2 separate regions of the Homo sapiens genome follow, and region 2 is linked to region 1. Evidence: chromatin loops called from intact Hi-C (ENCODE). Cell type or tissue: mammary epithelial cell. All regions are shown on one strand. Each heading gives the region's core, and the rest is flanking DNA. Links, peaks and the distances in the headings are about the cores only.

Region 1 (4,993 bases), core at 1,205-3,704:
TTTAAGAAGACAGGCAATAAAATTGTAAATAAATAACTTTTGGATGTCGTTGATGTGATGGTGAGTATGTGTGGAGATTTCTTAGTACTTAAGCTGTTGTCCTTCTTAGTAAAATTGTACATATAAATATAAAGTATAATAATAATCCCTTGTGAAGTCATTCTCAAAATACTTGACAAGTTATTAGTGGCCTCGATACACCATAAAATATGGTAGCTGCTGGCCACATGTGACTATTTAAATTAAAATTAAATAAAAATTTCCAATTCACACTAGCCACATTGCATGCAAGTAGCCACATGTATCTCATAACTACGACCTCAGAAAGTACAGATATGAACATGTTCTTCATTGCAGAAATTTCTGCTGAACAGCACTGGTGTAGATAGCATGAGGCTAATGGGAATTTTTCATCAATGGTAAGAACAGCAGTTTACAATTTTGGCGTCAGGCATTTTACATATGTTTAACTTACATAATCCTCAAATAACCCTATGAGATAGTTCCTGTTACTAGACCCATCTTACAAATTAGGGAAGAGAGGCACCTAGCTTTAATGTTCAATATCAGTCAAGTAATAAGAAATGCTAAGAACTGAAGGCAGACAGTCTGGTGCCAGCACCCACCCTGTTGTCAAATATCTTGATGTCTTGGTATGGAGAAGATGAAGAGAGTGAAGAAGGGTTTTGTGTGGTGGACAGAGTCTCCACAGAAATAAGAAGTGGCCAGTTTTGTCAATGTCTTTGGCAAATACTACCTTTTCGGATCTCCCTGATTCATCCGAGATAGGTCTTATTGCCTAGATGGGGCTGTGCAGGCAGAATCATAGAATGTTAGAACTTAAGAGAACTTTGAAACTATCAAAATATTTCACAAATGAAGAAACTGAGACATTCACAGGTTACCTGACTTACCCAGGGTAACAGAGTAGTTATGACCACAGCCAAAATTAGACCTCATGTTTCCTGCGTGTGTGTGTGCATGCGTGTTTACACATGGCCCCCTTGGCACCAAGAGCATAAAATTCCCTGATGTATTATTAGTTTAAAGACATGCTAATCTTGGGAAGTGATTTTCTTTTTCCCAAAATGTTGTCTGTGTCTGTGTGTTGACCTTTTAATAAATTCACTTTCCTTTTGTCTAGTCTTATTTTACCCACCCAATCTTGCATCCCTCCATCATGACCACAGGGATTCACAACCCAGCTACGTAGACAATTATTTCCTGTAGAAAGGTAAACAAATTCATAGCAGCTCGAGTTCTTACACACACTATTAGAAATTTGAAAAACATGTTATAGGCTCCACCATCACTTTGAGTATCTACAAATTTTGCTTTGCATTTTTTTTTTCTAAGAGAGTTTCTCTCGGTATCGCATCACCACCCTTGTCAGCCACCAACATGCACGCAAAGAAAGCACTGTTGCAGAATGAGTTTCCGTCGAGCTTTTAGTTTCTGTTCCACTGCAAAGGGGTCATACGCGCTCAGAACATAAAGCAGTCTGACTGGCGCTGACAACCCCAGGACAGCAGCCGGCTGGGGCAGTGCAAAAGCTTCATGCCTTCTTCCCCAACCAAGAAGGACTTCAGTTCGAGCCCGCACCGGCTTCGTCAACCGCGAGACCCGAAGTCGTAGACCGAGTCCAGTCCTAGGGAATTCGGCTGAGGCTTTGCCGGCGCGGCGAAGAAGGTGGCAGGCGGCAGGCTGAGCTCCACTGGACACAGCCTAGTGGCCCGGGGCGCGCCCGCTGCACTCCCGGCGTCCAGGTCTGGCGCACCGCGGGAGGCAGGCGCGCTGCCACTCTCCGCAGCCGCTTCGTCCCCTGGTCTGTCTCGCCTCGGCTTCAGCGGGCAAACCCACAGCTGGTCTCCTGGGCGCTGATCTCCCTGCAATCCTTGCTTACATAAGGCGGGCGGGCGTGCTCCCGCCCCCGGTTACCCCCCAGAGGAGTTGTGCTGCGCCCTCTACGCCTCCTTGGCGAGCGCCTTCGCGCACCCGTGCGCCCTACTCTAGGATGTGAACCTCCTTGGCCACCCAGCAGCGACAGCCGGGACATCTCTCCGCCGGCGTGAGAACACTGAGATTGGAGACCAGAGCGCCTGACGGTGCCCAAGCTTCCTCCCTCCGTTCCCTCCTCCTCCAACTCCCCCCACTTCAACCCCCACCCCCACCCCCACCCCCGGTGTCTGTGTGTGTTCCTCACAGGCGAGGGGACCCGGAGAGCAGTCCAGACTTCGGCGTGCGGCGGAGCTGCGGCTGCTCCTGCTGCTGGGGGGAGCGGCGGAGGTGGCCGCCTTGCGCCTCCCTGGACTTCCCAAGTGGGGGCAGAGCAGTCGCTCGCGGGAGACGTCAGTTAGAAGGCATTGGGAAAGAGGGACCTTCAAACTCCTCCTCGGCGTCTCCTCTCCTCCCCCTTTTGGCCCCTGCCTTTGGAGAAAGTGGAGTGTGGCGCTTGGTTGTCGTTATTTCTTCGGACTGCTTCGCGGTGCACGGATTCAGCTTCTGCCCAGTGGGGCTTTCAGCTGTTTGCGCGTCTCTCTGTCCCCCTCCCCTCCCCCCGGCACACCTCTGTCTACGATGAGGAAAGGTCTGCGGGCGACAGCGGCCCGCTGCGGACTGGGACTGGGATACTTGCTGCAAATGCTCGTGCTACCTGCCCTGGCCCTGCTCAGCGCCAGCGGCACTGGCTCCGCCGCCCAAGGTAAGGGGGTCCGCCAAGCTCCGCGGCCACCTCCCTTAGCTTCTTCCTTCCCTCCTTCCTCTCCTCCTCCCCAGTTCTCTTGACTTCCTCAATTTGCCTCGTTGCTTTCAACTGGAAACCACTCTAAATTCCACTTTCCCAACTAGTCAAGAAGCTTTGATTATAATAATAATAATTATTATTATTATTATGTTTAATCTATCTTCTGAGATGGGCACGAATGGACCAGGGACGAACGGGGTGTGGACACGCAGCCGATCCGTCTCCATACGTGTGGGAGCCTGGAGTGTCTTGTGCCCTTTCAGCTCCGCACGCGCACGTTGTTGCATATTGCACACACGGAGGTTTGGAAAGACTCTCGGTGCGGGTGGCTGTGTGACATACCGTAGATGCACCCCGAAGCGCATGATGCGCAGAGGCTCCCCGCGCTGTGCCAAGACTGGGGTAGCAGGATCTTCACTGAGTCTCTGAGCACACTAGACCCCGAAGGGCGCTCAGCTAAGGAAATGTGTCCATTACTGTCAAGGACTCAAAAGCACCCGTCCCCCTCGCCTGCTGCTTCAGGTGCTGTGGAAATACACAGCTCACCCGAATCCGCGTACCCGGCTGGAGGCAGGCCCGGGATGTGCATGCCTCTGCACTCATACATACCCCGCTTCATGCCTGCTTCCCACCAGGGGATGTAGAAATGAAAATCCCGGAGCTCTGGGGGAACCGGCTGCTTGTTCAAACCAAATCCGAAACTCCCCGGGGTAGTCGACCAGTTTATAACTCTGACATTTTAATTTAACGCCTGTGAACTTTAACATAAGTGACCGGGGCCCTGGGCGAAGCCGGGTTGGGAAGAGTGTGGCCGGGAGTTGGGGATGGGTAAGGGAGGAGGGGAGGCTCCGGAGCTGATCGCCCGGCTCCCTTCTTGTCCGCCTAGTTTGAAGTGTTAGCAGCAGCTCCCAGCCTTCAAAGCCGGGAAAGCTGACTGGAAGGGAGCGCAGAAGAAAGAGCCAAGGCTGTCCCCTCCGGGGTCTCTTTCAGGTCACCTGGGCCCCAAAACTTCTGGCCAAGCCCAGCTCCTACTTGGGTCTCTTAGCCCACTTCAGTGGTGATAGCCGGCTCAGGCGAGGCAGCTCAGCTTTTCCTGGAAGAGGAGAGAATGAAGGAAGCTTATGCAGCATTCAGAGGCAATTCAGGGATTCTCCCTTCACTCTCGGTTACTCTTCCTTCCAAATTTGGAGAGTAAAGGGAGGCTTTACGATAGCCCCAACTCCCCAGGTGATGTTCAGACACCCTAGGGTTTCCGGACAGCATTCCCTCTGATCTTAGAGAGGCGCTGGGGGTGGGGATGGGGGTGTTGGAAGCGGAGGAGAGCGCCTAGCATAGGAGTGCGGTCTGGGTGGAGAGGTAAGTGATTAGCAAGGCTTTGTGAATTAGCGATAGCTTCTTCGGAAGTAAATTTTCCTGCTGCCCTGCTAAGTGGCCCTGCTCATAAATCCTTCCTTCCTTTCTCGCCAGATGCCTCCCATCCCTGAGGTTCTGCTCTGGTTTTCTTATGCACACCTCCAGAGTTCATCTGTCTGTCTATTTAAAAAGGAATCTCCACCGAGAATCATAGCTTGTGGATTTCCTAAAATTGATAAGAAGTTCTCAGGGCGCTAGCCAAGGGTGCTTAGAGGGGGGTGTTTGGAAGCTTAAGTGAACAACCTTATGAATAGTCGTGGAATCAACCGCGCGACTCCCTGTGGAATTCGCCTGCTGTTACTGGGCATACAAAGGACTGAGCCATGGGGGTGGGTGGCGGGAGAGGGGGACGGGGCACGGTGAGAGAACTGTTTGGGAAAAAGACAAGTTAAAGTCCCCAAAGATGCCAAACAAGAGATAGGATTCCTGCTAAGAGCTTACAATAACCAAATTAAAAAGACTGGGTAGAAAAAGGATCAATAAAGATAATCAAACAGCAGATTGTAAATGGATTAATATTGAAAGAAGAAGGGAGAAGAGATTAAAAAGAAAAGATGCTTAGGATAGACTTTTTCTCTTGCACTTTTTGTAGCGTAGGCAAGTTAAAGATTGGGGACTGATTCTCATCTTAAGTGGAAAAAGAAAATGTACTCCGTTGGGTGTATGCATTTCACTGCAGTTCTTGTCCATTTCGTTTATTTAGTTCCTTCAGTTTTTGATTAGTAAAATTTTTGTTTGAATCTCATGGTCTGTAAAATGCACTATTCCACCGCTTTTATCTTTGTTATCCTCCATGTTCCAGGGATAGCAGCTCTTCCTGTGTTGTCTGTTAGTTAT
Region 2 (4,993 bases), core at 1,021-3,520, 490 kb before region 1:
GCCCCTTACGTTGTAGTAGTTGTTCTCTTAGAATCTACTGATTAAGACAATTCATAATGATATAAAACTCTCTATTAGATCACTATGCACTTAAAGAATATAGATTTTATTAAAATCCATGCATCCATATTCATTATTCATGCTGCATATTTTATTAGAGCTAAATTAAGACCAAACTGACAGTGCTATGTGTACATATGAATTGTTGGATGCTCTTCTTGGAGTACCTGGTACCCCACTGATTCTGAACTCTTCCTCTAGTCCATTCACTTTGCAGTAAGTTATTTTTCTCACTCAGAATTGCTCTGAAACACTTACCCTATTCTCTTCTCACCATAGTCTATACTTAAGCATAGTGATTCTCTTAAATTGTCAGTCTGATCCTGGCATTCCTCTTCTCATAACCTCCTATCTCAGAATAGAAACGATACCATTGCCATGGCCTATAAGATATACATGATGGTGTTTCACCCCTTGGCATCATCACCGAGTGCTCTCTCACTCTCTCACCCAGGTCCAGACACATTCTCCTCATTGCTCTTTCCTGGATAACTGACCTTAACCACTCCCACCACAAAGCTTGAATGGGAAATGACCATTGTCTGGAATATTCTTTCACTTCCTTATGATATGAAACAATATAAAGGTGATTCATCTATAGTTTATTGTCTGAGTTTAGCTATTTTATTGAATGTATTAGACAATGAGAAATATTTTATTGAAGGCTTTACAGGGCAGGGAGGCATACATGTATGTGTTTTTATTCACCACTCTATCTCTCCTGGTTAGAACAGTGTCTGGCACATAGTAAGTACTCAACAAATATTTGTGAATAAATGAATAAATAAATGAATCAGTGAAAAAATGTATAATATGTCTGTCAAAGGTTTTGGAGAGCCTGAAACACTTTGAGGATGTGAAAGGGCATTTTTCTAAAAACATTGATTTTTCTGCTAATTTAAAGTACACTTCTTGATTAAGCATATTTTTAAATCTTTTTTTTAAATCGGGTGGAGAGAAAAGTATTAAAAATACAAAATACAGTTCTTCATTTAAAAATAATAATAATACCTAACATGTATATAGGATTTATTATTTCCAGACACTCTTATAACTGCTTTACACCTGTTTACTCACTTGAACCATAAAAGTATCCTATAGGGTATGAATTGTTATGTAATCTAAATTTTACAAAAAAGGAAACTGAGGTATAGAGAAGCTATATGACTTTCCTAAATTCAGTGAGTGTAAGGGCTAAAGATGAGACTAACATGTGGACAGTCTGGCTTCTGTGTTTTCACTCTTGTATTACTTGGGATTCTCCAGAGAATCAATAGGAGATATAAATATATATTAGAGAAGAGTTATTGTGGGAATTGGCTCACGTGATTATGAAGGCTGGAAATTCCCACAATATACCATGTGCAAGCTGGAGATCCAGGAAAGCCAGTGGTGTACTTTGTTCCTAGTCCAACAGCCTAAAAACTGGAGTGATGGGGTACGGGGGTGGAGGAGGAGCCACTGGTGTAAGTACTGGAGTCCAAAGGCCAGAGAACCAGGAGATCTGATGTCTGAGGGCAGGAGATGAAGGTTCCAGCTCAAGAAGAGAATTTGCCCTTCCTCCATGTTGGAGCCCTCTCATATTGGACGACACCCACCCACATTGGTGAGGAATGATTTTCTTTACTCAGTCTACTGATTTAACTACTAATCTCTTCCATAAACATCATAACTGTTAACCATCATATTGCAACACTGATTATTTAGCTTTTGTTCTCTGTCTCTCTTTCTCCCTCTTTCTTTCCTCTAAGCCCCACTGCATATATTAGGCAAAGGTAAAATGTATTTGAACTACAAGTCTCTGTATACCTGGCTACCTAAAGTACAGTCTGGAAATTGTCATTTTAGTTCAGTTAATATTATATTACATTACAATCCTAAGTCACTCACAAATTTAATTCTAAAACCAAATCTGATGAGAAAGAGAAAAAAAACCTTATATATCAAGCATGGTTCTTCTACAATCAGATTGTTACATTAAAAGTATCAATAATTATCCCTTTTAAATTTCCTATTATAATAGCTTATAACTTTTTAAATATAAGTGAATACATGTGAATGCTCTCATTTGAATGACTATTCCATTTAATTTGATATTTACCTATAGATAAGTGCTATGTTTCCTAATTACTTCTAAATAGGATAAATATTAAAATATATCTGCCATCTATTAAACCAGCCAAAAAGTCTATAAAAAATAAGAATTCAATATTCAATAAAATTAAAATGGAGAGCAAGACTGTTATCTCATTACAAGAGAACACAAAAAGTCAAATTAGCTGGAACTGAGATAAAATCTGAGACAGCACTTAAGATAGGAAGTCTTTATACAATGGTCAAGTTCATCTGAGTCAGAAACTCTTGAATGGTCCATTAACTATGGGCCTTTCTACCCTAATCACTATAGGAAGGTATCCTAGGATATAAGAAAGGAATTTACTTACCTTAACCAAGTCCACAATAAGCAGATGGGCTCCTTATTACACACAACTCACAGAATGGTTACAACCCATAGGGGGCAGCATAATGTTTTAAACTGTACTGAGCCCTCAATAACTATTGTTCCTTATTCTATCCTAAGATGCTATCATTCTGCCATTCTTCATTTTTCAATACACTAACATTTACCTACTCCTATCATGTGAATCATATTTTCCTTTGTATTTTTTTATTTATTCCATCCATAAACCTTGTTTTATTGCAAAGAAAGAAATGTGATGTTCTTTCAGGAACTCATAGCTTAGTTGGGGAGGCTGATATGACTGTTTTTGTGTCTTGGTGATAAATGCAAAAATAAGCACATATACATTTTACAGAGGTAAGGTAGAGGATATGTGGATTGGCCTGTGGAGGTATTATCTGCAAAGATTTTCTAAGCAATGCAATGCCTAAGTTGGAGTGTGAACGTACTTTAAAAAAAAAAATTCCTTAAGTAGGAAGAATAGAAAAACATTCCAGAAAGAAGTAACAAATAGTGTGAAAATTGTGAAAGTGTAAAAGGAATATAATGTATAGGAAACTTGAAAAAACTCAGATTTCCTGAAGTGCAAGTGAAATATAAAGCATTAGACCTGTGGAAAATGGTTATTGGGAGATTAAGTAGTTAAATATAAAAACACTTCAGATGTCATGGTGGTAGGCGATGTCGTCTTCTCCAGCACTCAGAAGGTAAAGACTAGACTTGAATTTTAGAGAGGTCTCTTTGGCAGCAGGATGAATTATGGATGATTTCTCAGTAAGAAAGTAGCAGTGGAAATAGGAAGTAACAGAAAGCATTTGAAGGTAAAAGAGATTTGCTAAATAGTTAGCTATTGGGTAGGAAGGATTTATATAAGATGGTTCTCAATTTTCTTGTATGTGAATTGGAATGAATCTACATTATTGTTTACTAAGACAGTGAATATGAGATAAAATAGTTGGGAGAAAAAAGAGATTTTCTTATTTTAGACATTTTATTTTATTTTATTTTATTTTATTATTATTATACTTTAACTTTTAGGGTATATGTACACAACGTGCAGGTTTGTTGCATATGTATACATGTACCATGTTGGTGTGCTGCACCCATTAACTCGTCATTTAGCATTAGGTATATCTCCTAATGCTATCCCTCCCCCTTCTCCCCACCCCACAACAGGCCCTGGTGTATGATGTTCCCCTTCCTGTGTCCCTGTGTTCTCATTGTTCAATTCCCACCTATGAGTGAGAATATGCGGTGTTTGGTTTTTTGTCCTTGCGATAGTTTGCTGAGAATGATGGTTTCCAGTTTCATCCATGTCCCTACAAAGGACATGAACTCATCATTTTTTATAGCTGCATAGTATTCCATGGTGTATATGTGCCACATTTTCTTAATCCAGTCTATCATTGTTGGACATTTGGGTTGGTTCCAAATCTTTGCTATTGTGAATAGTGCCGCTATAAACACACGTGTGCATGTGTCTTTATAGCAGCATGATTTATAATCCTTTGGGCATATACCCAGTAATGGGATGGCTGGGTCAAATGGTATTTCTAGTTCTAGATCTCTGAGGAATCGCCACACCAACTTCCACAATGGTTGAACTAGTTTACAGTCCCACCAACAGTGTGAAACTGTTCCTATTTCTCCACATCCTCTCCAGCACCTGTTGTTTCCTGACTTTTTAATGATCGACATTCTAACTGGTGTGAGATGGTATCTCATTGTGGTTTTGATTTGCATTTCTCTGATGGCCAGTGATGATGAGCATTTTTTCATGTGTTTTTTGGCTACATAAATGTCTTCTTTTGAGAAGTGTCTGTTCATATCCTTTGCCCACTTTTTGATGGGGTTGTTTGTTTTTTTCTTGTAAATTTGTTTGAGTTCATTGTAGATTCTGGATATTAGCCCTTTGTCAGATGAGTAGGTTGCGAAAATTTTCTCCCATTCTGTAGGTTGCCTGTTCACTCTGATGGTAGTTTCTTTTGCTGTGCAGAAGCTCTTTAGTTTAATTAGATCCCATTTGTCAATTCTGGCTTTTGTTGCCATTGCTTTTTGTGTTTTAGACATGAAGTCCTTGCCCATGCCTATGTCCTGAATGGTATTGCCTAGGTTTTCTTCTAGGGTTTTTATGGTTTTAGGTCTAACACGTAAGTCTTTAATCCATCTTGAATTACTGTTTGTATAAGGTGTAAGGAAGGGATTGAGTTTCAGCTTTCTACATATGGCTAGCCAGTTTTCCCAGCACCATTTATTAAACAGGGAATCCTTTCCCCATTTCTTGTTTTTGTCAGGTTTGTCAAAGATCAGATAGTTGTAGCTATGTGGCATTATTTCTGAGGGCTCTGTTCTGTTCCATTGGTCTATATCTCTGTTTTGGTACCAGTACCATGCTGTTTTGGTTACTGTAGCCTTGTAGTATAGTTTGAAGGCAGGTAGTGTGATGCCTCCAGCTTTGTTCTTTTGGCTTAG

Evidence for each region. A loop is a pair of places that touch in the nucleus more often than their neighbours do. Peaks named below come from ENCODE experiments on the same cell type or tissue, not always from the same donor. Only the 100,000 strongest peaks of a DNase experiment are listed, where the experiment ranks them.
Region 2: a loop joins it to region 1, with 8 times the contacts of the local background. A loop is called at or near these places in 3 of 110 quality-filtered maps.

The regions. Positions count from the first base shown.
Region 1 is chr4:95,546,442-95,551,434 of GRCh38, reverse strand. UNC5C (unc-5 netrin receptor C) reads left to right here and starts at 2,462. Exons shown (of 16, transcript NM_003728.4): 1 at 2,462-2,701. The coding sequence starts at 2,578. It overlaps UNC5C-AS1 (UNC5C antisense RNA 1), which reads right to left and starts at 2,287. Exons shown (of 5, transcript NR_183914.1): 1 at 2,204-2,287. RefSeq lists an enhancer at 1,891-2,020. In mammary epithelial cell, for the core only: CTCF peaks have their summits at 2,334 and 2,632; DNase peaks (open chromatin) are centred at 1,654, 2,364 and 3,304; H3K4me3 peaks cover 2,500 bases; H3K27ac peaks cover 2,169 bases; H3K27me3 peaks cover 1,126 bases.
Region 2 is chr4:96,033,480-96,038,472 of GRCh38, reverse strand. No RefSeq gene overlaps it. Among named protein-coding and RNA genes, the nearest start is that of PDHA2, 200 kb to the right of the region's middle. In mammary epithelial cell, for the core only: a CTCF peak has its summit at 2,568 (motif pointing right); no DNase peak of the experiment used is centred there.